Regions from separate parts of the Mus musculus genome. Here region 2 is linked to region 1. A link is a loop called in an ENCODE intact Hi-C map of the cell type or tissue named here. Cell type or tissue: gastrocnemius. All regions are shown on one strand.

Region 1 (5,000 bases):
AATTTGAAAACCAAACCCACTTCAGCCTTTCAAAATGAAATGAGCAGTCAGGACTTTCAACCTTCAGGGCATTGGAAGTATCTAAGAAAGATACTCCACTGCAGACACGGGCTATTTCCTGTGAAACAAATGACTCCAAATGCTGAGCAGAGAATCTAGAGGAGACCCATGAGCCACACTGGACCCTAGGAAGTGGCAGAAATGGCAGACCTATATCCAATGGCATTTCCAAAGTGCTATGGACCAGCCAGCCATCAGTAGATGTGATGACTCAGTTGTCCTACTGGAGAAGGTAAGTAGAGTTGCAAATGAAAGAAAGTTGTTATAGCCAGAGGCAAACTATGACAGATGATATTTTCCAAGGATAGCCACAACATATTTCCCATCCATATGTCCCTCCTGTCCCATCCCGTCTGCTTTTCCCACCCAATATGTGACTGATAGCTTCCCATCCACAGGGGGTCTCTCCACCAGACCCCTCCCCCTATTCGAGAGGGCTATGAGATTGCTCTGACAAGCAGAATACAGAAGTGAAGCTCTGCCAGTTCCGGGCACAGACCGTGGCTGCCTGCCAACCTTCTCTTCTTGCCTACTGAAAATACTTGTACTCAAGATGCTCATGTTTGACACACAATCTCTTCCAAGTCACCTAACCATGTAAGTATGGAAACTGCACTAACCCCATCATACTACACAAAGCCCGTATCACAGGGAGCAGCCTGGGAGAATGAGACCTCGTGTAGAGAGATGAACAGACCAACATGCAGCAAAGGCCATTGCAAGAGAAGGAACTCACAGATCCACTCTTCAGAGGTGGAAACCTGCTAGTTGCACTCCTTCTAAGTTCTTGACAGAGGAGGGGATGGGGAGGGGGAGGTCTGGGCATAATGGAACATTATGATCCCATCCCAAAGCAGGGGAACTGAGAGCTCAAAACCAAACGGGGCTGAAATCATCAATTCTCAGGCACCTTTGGATTATAAAGTCTTTCTCAAAAATAACAGCTTAAAATTTGTAAAATAGGACTTTAAGCCACTGAAGTTTGGGTAACATTGTCTCCCAGCCATTAGAAAATCAGAGCACTGCCTAATTCACACCCTGAATCTCAATTATGGTTTGTTTGTATCTCCTGTTATGATCACTTAACTTCGACGATAAAAATCTTACTACTTTTCTCAAAATAAAAATTATCATAGAGGCTGAGGAAATAGCTTATTGGGTAAAAGCACTAGGCATGCAGGCTTGAGGCCCTGAGTTCAAGTCCTCAGTACCTATGCAAAGAGTCAGGCATGACTGCCCATGCCTGTAACCCTAGAAGTGGAAGGCAGAGAAGGGCAGAGCCCCAGAGCTCACTGGCCAGCCTAGCCAAAGCTACGATTCAGTTCAATGGGAAGATACCTGATATATCACACACACAGACACACACAGACACACACAGACACACACACACACCACCACCACCACCACACTACACTACACCACACACGCACAAGAGTCATAGCAAAAATATGAAATTTAAGATTAAAATATAAGGAAAATAACTGTCAGACTCCGGGTAAAGAAGCCTTTTTAAAATATGTCTTTCCTGGGGACGGGCTGACAGGCCACAGCTTGTACAGGACAGAGCACAACTGCAGAAGTTGGTTCTTCTTTTCCACCTTCCAGGGTCTAGTGACTGAATTCAGGTAGCCATGCTTGACAGCAGTAGCATGAATTCCAGTCCACCAGAGCTAGGAAGGGGGATGGAGGGGGGGGCAGGGCTGGGCAAAGCACAGTACAGCATAAGCAGACAAAACTGAAGGCTGAAGGTGTAGCTCATTTCCTAGCAGTGCAAAAGGGAGAATGGGAGACTTGTGTCATCCATATATCTGGTGGAAGATTAATTCACACAATATCTTATTTTAACTACTAAGAATCTATTAGAAGAAAAAGTTCTGAAGAAAGGCAAAATTGTAAAGCAAACATGTCTAGATACAGAACTGGGGACAATAAGCACATATAAAATGACACTCAGCCTCCTTGGCCACCAAGGTAATTCCAAATGACATCACAGTGAGGTGGCACTTCTTACACACTGGGCTGGCAAGGTGTAAATCAGTCCTTGGCAGTCCTACCAGTAGAATAAAAATTAGCAAATGAACTCTGGAAAAGAATTTGTCATTTCCAAGTTGAATGTGCCCAAATCCTCTAAATGTAATACTCTCCTAGATAACGCTGGCCACCCTAAAATAACACGGGCCTGTACAGAACAGAGTGTCCACGGCAGACCACGACAACATTGTTGTATGGGCAAAACAGTGCAAGCAACCCGAATCCCCAGTGACAGGGAAACAGTATGGAATATCAGTAGACAGAGGACAAACAGCCATGAGAATGCAACAAGCTATAATTATACACATCAGTATGAATAAATCTTTAAAAACTACAAGAAACAAAAGAATATATAAGAGTCTCTCTCCTCCTCCCTTTCTCTTTGTCTTCTTCTTTCCTCTCTTCTCTCTCTCTCTTTTCCTCCTTTCTACCTTCTCTCTTTCCCCTGCATTTCTATAATAAAGCTCTAAAACCATTTTTAAAAAAAAAGAATATATAAGAGGACACATACTCTGATGAGTTTTATACAAAAGTCAAAGGCAGAGAAAATATTTCCAAAACAAAATTGGGGAGAAGGCTCAGTGGTTAGGGGCACTTGTTGCTCTTACAGAGACCCAACTTCAGTTCCCAGCATCCACACAGTGCCTCATAATCATCTATAACTCCAGTTCCAGGGGACCCAATGCCCTCTTCTGACTTACGCAGGCACCAGATATGCACATAATACACACACACATACATACATGTAGGAAAATACTTCTACACATAAGTGCTAGAAAATAGTAATAAATTCTTTAAAGACAATATAGATAAGCGGTTCAAGAAAAAATAAATAAACCAGAAGCAGTGGATTAATTAATACCTAACCCCTAACATTGCTAACCTCTGGGGAGGAGAAGAAACTGGGCAGAGAGGGATCCGTTGTACTGTCAATGCACACAGTGTTAGATGCACAGAGTCTATCAGCTCCTGCATAAGATGCCTTTCTTTCACAGAGAACATTCAAAGGAGCATGGCTCCCTCTGCTGGGTAGCCTTTACAACTGTTTTTAAAGACTGTAAGTCATAAATTTCAGAACTGTAAAGTCCCGTTGAAGGCATAGTGCAGTCCACATGTGTATACTGGAGGCATGGAGAGCTGAAAAGCCATCAGCCTCCCTGACTAGCAACGAAGCAACCCTGGTGTCTGGGTGCTTTCTCTACTGCCAAACAATGGAGGGAAGCGCCTTTTTTAAAAAATGCATACTGTAACTTCCATCCTTTGAGATATTTATTTAAAAATAAAATAAAGTTATTTTTAATCAAAAGCACTATAGAATATGTAGGTCATAAGGAAAACACACTTTCTAAATCTCTGAGGATTAGCAGGATGGTTCAGTAGTTAAGGACAGTTGCTGCCCTTCTAGACTACCAGAGTTCAGCTCCCAGCAGCTACATTAAGCAGCTCACAACCACCAGCATCAGGAGATTCCAAGAGGAGTAGTCTGCACTCCTCCAACACATACACACCATAAATAAAAATAAAGATAAAATATTCAATAAATCTCTGTAGACTTGACTGGTAGGTAACAGATTTCTCACCCTATTTTAAACTCTCTTCCAAGTAATATGTTGAAATTCTTCCTTGTTTATTAACAAAAGTTTGCAACACCTGCAGCTTCAGCCAACCAGTCGCTTTGCCTCAGTGACCTAAGGGTTTATACTAACAAAACTCAGCAATAAACCCTGCCAGATATCAATTATCGCTCTCCAAGGCTGCTGTTGATTAGAAATCCATGAATTAGACAGATCTTCAACAATTCTAAGGGGTAACTGTACTCTATAAAGCCTCTTGTCATACCTAGTAGTATGATATATGTATGTGTGTACATATATGTATATATGGCAAATATGGTGCAATGCCATGTAAATACTGAAATTTTGCTAATAACTATATTTCACAAAACTGCTTGAACGTGTGTCAGGTTCATTAGTATCATCAAAATCATGAACAATTTAAAGTCTAATGAAACAAGTTCATGATCAAAATAACTTAAGACTACAAAGTACTGTAGAGCACTAGGCATTAAACAGAAAGATCTGTGCTCTGTTTATGACTTAAAAGACTTGACTTCGTTAAGAAGTAAAATTCCAGACCTGATCCTGTGCCACAGAACTACATGCCAAAATCCCACCAGGAGAGAGCTAGTCAGTCTCCCAGGAGTGCTGACACACCTGTGAGCACAGGTAAGACCACCACTTATGTTCAAATTCCTGACCCAAGAGGGACCAGCCCAGAGCCATCAGGATACAGGAACCAAGGAACAGCCAGGGACAGGATCCTTCTGATTTCTGTCTGCATCCCGGAGCTGACCTTGTGCCACGGCTCTCCAAACCCAAATTCCTCCAGGAGAAAACTGATCTCTGAGGACTACTGACACACAGGCTTGCAGGAGGGACAAGCCACAGTCAGAGACAGCGAAACCAGCTAACACCAGAGACAACCAGATGGCGAACAGCAGATAAACCCTTAGCCAAACTAACCAGGGGGCACAGAGACAGTATCCAAATTAACAAAATCGGAAATGAAACGGGAGATATAACAAGAGAAACTGAGAAAGCCAAAAAAAAAAAAAAAAAAAAAAACCATCAGATCCTACTATAAAAGACTATACTCAACACAACTGGAAAATCTGGATGAAATGGACAATTTTCTAGACAGATACCAAATACCAAAGTTAAATCAGGATCAGATGAATGATCTAAGCAATCTCATAACCCCTAAGGAAATAGAAGCAATCATTAAAAGTCTCCCAACCAAAAAAAGCCCAGGACCAGATGGGTTTAGTGCAGAGTTCTACCAAACCTTCAAAGAAGACCTAATACCAATACTTTCAAACAATTCCACAAAATAGAAACAGAAGGAACACT
Region 2 (5,000 bases), 860 kb before region 1:
GTCGGAGTGCCTCAGCTCTAACTCAGCTCTCAAGAATCGTCACCTGGAGTCAGTGCCCACTGATTGGATTCCATTAGTTTGAATCCTGTTGGTGTCGTCTTCCTTATCGGTCAGCCCCCGTGTCACCACATCAGATCCACAGAGGACTTTCCCCCATTCTCCTGGTTACTCTGCCCTCTAACCTCCCCAACTTAACCTGCATTTTGGTCAAGGTTGATGCATGGTCTTGGTCAGTGAAACGTGGGAACATTTTTGGTGCGTATTGACCTTAAATACCTGAGGCTGTGTTAATGTCTGTGGCAACGGATTCACTTGGTAAGAGGGCCTCTTTCCCCAAACGCATAATTGGGAAAGAAGGTGGCAAGAAAGAGGCAGTGGGGGGTAGTTAGGAGGGATTTGGAGAATGGTAAGCCATGGATAGTGAAGGTCACCGACAGAGCTAAGGGGAACTTGGCCTCAAGGGAAACGGCACTGTTTCCTGTGGCACAAATGTTGCCGCAGAAGTCCAGGCTATCCAAAAAGCAATCGGCTGTCCTGACCTCAGGCACAGTGAGCGTCATCTTCTCTCCCATAGATGATCTGCCTGCCTGAGCCAGCCTCTTCCCTGGCAACAGGGAAGCCATGGGTCCGGATGAGAACTGCGGGAACCTCAGCCCCAGAGGTTTCGGTTTGGATTCTCCCGTGTGGCCCCTTCCTAAGTATCCCCCATCAAGGCGCGGGGCTTTTCTCACGCAGTTCTCATTTGTACAAACAGAAATAACCAAACCTCCCTGCAGTGACTGGGGCGCTGCTCCTGAGCCGTTTGCAAAAGGATTTCTCACGTTTAGATGTCCACTCCCTTAGATCTGGGTGAGTTCCAAGACTTTAGGCTTGGAAAGCAGAATGCTTTCCCCGATCCCTGTGGCCAGGCATAGGGGGATGCTAAATCCTGTTCCAATAGGTGCTCGACTGTCCCTTATGTCACCTGGTCACAGGTTTTTCTGGTTGTACCATTTCTTTTCACGCGTGTGACTTTAGAAAGCATGGTTTTAACAGCCCCAAGGAGTTTCCCTTTGGCTGCCTCTTCTCCCCCACCCCCCATTCCCCATAAGTGATCTCTCATACAGTCTGAGGCACCGGAAGCACCCTCTTATTAGCAGCTGAAGTGGCTCTCCCAGGCAATAGCAGGAGAAATACCAGAGGGCAAGTGCTGAACGTTGCTCACCTTCATGCTGGGTTAAGCTGCAGTTCGTTCACCCTGTGACATGATGTAATATTCCTAAATTCTGATAACAGTGAACTCGTCTATCCTTTCTACGCCTGTAAGGCTTGCTGTTAAGATGGTCTGTGATTTATTACTAAGCACTACCTGTCTGTATTTAAGTGATTCTTCGTGGGTATTTACTTCTGGTCCAGTCACAGTCTGTTTTGATGCTTGCTTACTGGTTTTTTGCTAAATGCACCGCTATGATTTTTGTTCTTGTTTGTTGTTGCTGTTGCTTTTGTTTGTTTGGTTTTTGGTTTGGTTTGGTTTTGCCTCCTTTAGAGCAGCAGAGAGTTTGGGTAAAAGTCACTCAGCAGGCCAGCCTTTTAATGGACCAGTCCTGTTGTATAGTAATGGGAGGAGCATTGCTGATGTTGGTTCTACAGCCCTAAGACACTGCTAAGACACTGACTCTCCCCCCCACCCCCACCCAAAGCATAGAAAACACATGTGTGCATAGATCATAAAGGTTAGTATCAGGGAGCAACTGTGGAGATGAACTAAAGTGTTTACCTCCATAGCTCATCACATCTTACCATCCAACTCACACACACACACACACACACACACACACACACACACTCACACATACACATATACACACAGACTCCCTCCCACCCCACACCCACAGCTATTGGCTAGTTTTTTACCAGAAACTTAGAATCAATCTTAATAATTACTCTAAAAGGTAGATTTATTTGCTGTAATAATTTCTAGGGTGATAAATTGTTTTTAGGTACCTCTTCCCACAAATGATGAGAAAATCTGACTATCTGACTGTAGGGCAAGGAGTAAAAATATAATATTCAATAAAGCAACTTGGGAAAGTGCGCAAAAAGTGACCCCCCCATTCTTAGCAAAAGTAAACTGTGTGGATTTTCTAGATAACCTGTATTTGGTTACAATCTAAGTGGTTGAATCCCAGTTTCAACCAAGGACTGTGGCTGCAGACATCACATTGGCCACAGGGCGGCACTGCAGGTCACCTAATGGAGCAGATGCACAGTTGAAATGTTTGAAAACTGCCTCTAAAATTCTGAAATTCAGTCCAACGAGGGGAGAAAAAAACGTCATGGGGGATAACACAAAGCTAGACACACAGTTCTACTCATTAACAAGAGCAATTAAAGCTACAGGACTCAGGAAAGAATCAAGTTAGCCAGTTAAAGACTTGGAGACTGTGTTTTTAAAGCACACACTTTATTATCTATCTATCTATCTATCTATCCATCCATCCATCCATCCATCCATCCATCCATCCATCCATCCATCTGATTTTTATGTGTTTATGTTACTATTGCTGATGTGTAAATGTGCATGTGGAAGTCAGAACATAACCATGGCCATCATTCTTCAAGCATAACTACTTTGTTATTTGAGATGGGGGTCTCTCAGTGACCTGGGGCTCCCTCTTATGCAGGCTAGAGTGACTAACTAGTTGTCCTCATCAGCACCAGGATTACAAGCATAGCCTATACCACGTGTCCAGTTTAGGTTTGTTTGGTGTAATATGGGTTCTAGGATTTGACCTCAAGTCTTCATGCTTGGAAACCACTTTACCAACTGAGAGATCTCCTTAGTCCCAAAGCTTAAAATGTTTATGATCAGGCCCTCTTAGAGAAGAGGTATGTTGACCTTTGCACTAGATCTACGATACTTTTCAGTGAGCCACATGGAAATAATAATTCCAGTTAAAGAAACTTCAATCCAGGACTGGCCAGCCACAAGTACCTGCTTCCTCAAATGTGTATCAGGAATTGGATGAAGTCACTGTCTGTTGTCGTTTCCAGTGAGTCACACCCAGACATATGAGGCCAACGGGAGAGACATTCAAACCATACCCAGAGACTTCGGTGTTGGACATGATCTTGGAGGGCAATGTCGGTGTTGGGAATGAACTCAGAGGGCAGGGGACACAACTGTTTGTTTTTCTGCTTCTAGTTGAGAGTTATACCAAACAAAGGAAATGGCCTGGGTCCCCAGCCACAGGATGGGCGTGGCTTCCGTTTGAGCTTCAAGCAAGGTGCTTAGGGCTCTCTACAGGGACAAGCCACAATGTGCAATGTGGGAAAGCCTGCTTTTGTTTGGAGATTTAGTTCTCAGTGTGGTGAAAAGAGTTTGGAGTGTAAGGGAGAAGTCCTCAGGCTCAGATCAATGGGAAGACGTAAAACCATGGCAGAGTTGGGAAAGGGTTGTTAGCAATAAAAGAATTGCTGAAGAGAACCACGGTAATAATTTTCGCAAGAAAGGACTGCGAATGTAGCCAAGAATAGTCCTTAGAGTCTTAGCTACATACTCCATTTATTCTGTATAGACCCTAACTAATAACGCAAGTGAGAGATGTTACAGATAAAGCAGTGTTTCTGAAGGAAGCAGATACCTGTGGGGAAATTCTCAGCACTAGGGAAGCACAGAGGGAGTGATGGACAATGAATCTCTTGAAGATCAACAGAAGTACAAGATCCGCTGCCCTCCTTTGAGTTGCAACCCGGGGAACTGAAAGGGGTGGACAGGTGGACAAGAGTGTCTGAGCAGGAGGACAGTGGGAGAGAGGTGACATCCTAAATCTCATCCAAATGACTACATGAACTTAAAACCAAAATGAACAAAGGAATTTACACTCTCCAAAAGGTGTGGGGAACTGGAAGAACAGTGAGGAAGAGCTTGCCGCTGAGTGGCCGCCCTACGGGTGCCTGAAACCACTGCGCAACTGCTGAAGTAGCACGTGGTTACTGGACAGACGAGAGCGAGCCAATGATGCTCTAGGGGGGATCAGGTTGGTTCCCGCCAACGCCGCGTAGCACACAAAGGAGCCACGAGAGCTCCCGCTACCCCTGGCGTGCTCTTAGTCGCCTCTGCCACTTCTGAGCTGTGTGATATGAAGTATGTTTTTTTAACCTTTCTCTTCCTTGGCTTGCACACTACTCCAGTGGGCACAATGGTGGGATCGGATACATATAAGGATTAAATCCTTTCTTACGTATGAGATACTTAGAGCAGACATTGGTGCTAAGCCGTTATCAGCCATTGTTAGTGACTCTACCATCAGACCATTGGCTGCGGCTGCATCCCAGGCCCTGGCAGGCTGTGAGCATGGCCAGGCTGAAGAGGCACTGGGAGTGGCTGACACACAGTAGGCCTGTATCTAGCCACCTGGCTGTTAAGAACAACTTGCATCAACTTGCATAAATCCTTTCCTTTCTAGTCTGGGCTGTCCTCGGCTCTGCCCTGCTCAACACTTGTTCATGAACGAGACCTGAAATAACTTCATTTTATTTAGACAGTTGGGAAATATTCCAAGTCCATAAAAATAACCTTCAACATTTAGATTCCTTTCACTAAGAACACACTCAGAGAGAGACAGAAAGCCTCTTGGAAGTGTGCGCCTGCGTGTGTGCGTGCGCGTGTGACCAAGCGGCACGTGCATTAAGCTAAACCTCAAAAGATCTCCCACTAGCGCAAATGTTTACCAAGCATGTGATGTGCAGCTAGGCATGGTCCTGTCTCAGTCAGCTTATCGTTGCTGTTGACAGAATGCCTGAGAAACAAAGGAGGGAGGCTCTGCCTTAGCTCCTGCTTTCAGAAGTTTCCGTCTACGGTACCTGGGCTCCACTATTGTGGGGCCAAGGTGAGGCAGAAGAGACTGGCCTAGTATGTGTGGTGAAGGTAGGTACTTCTCTCTAGGATGTCAGAAAGAGATATCCTGAGACAAGATCTGAGAACAGGATGTGACTCTCAAAGGCTGGCCACCAGTGGT

What was found. Peaks named below come from ENCODE experiments on the same cell type or tissue, not always from the same donor. Only the 100,000 strongest peaks of a DNase experiment are listed, where the experiment ranks them.
Region 2: a loop joins it to region 1, with 6 times the contacts of the local background. A loop is called at or near these places in 29 of 42 quality-filtered maps.

The regions. Positions count from the first base shown.
Region 1 is chr13:108,345,338-108,350,337 of GRCm38, reverse strand. All of the region lies in intron 2 of Depdc1b (DEP domain containing 1B), which reads right to left. Among named protein-coding and RNA genes, the nearest start is that of Depdc1b, 32 kb to the right of the region's middle. In gastrocnemius, a CTCF peak has its summit at 3,113 (motif pointing left); DNase peaks (open chromatin) are centred at 533 and 3,099.
Region 2 is chr13:109,207,814-109,212,813 of GRCm38, reverse strand. The region is part of intron 3 of Pde4d (phosphodiesterase 4D, cAMP specific); the gene reads right to left. Among named protein-coding and RNA genes, the nearest start is that of Mir582, 110 kb to the left of the region's middle. In gastrocnemius, a CTCF peak has its summit at 2,202 (motif pointing right); DNase peaks (open chromatin) are centred at 664, 2,208 and 4,016; H3K4me3 peaks cover 1,118 bases; H3K27ac peaks cover 1,343 bases.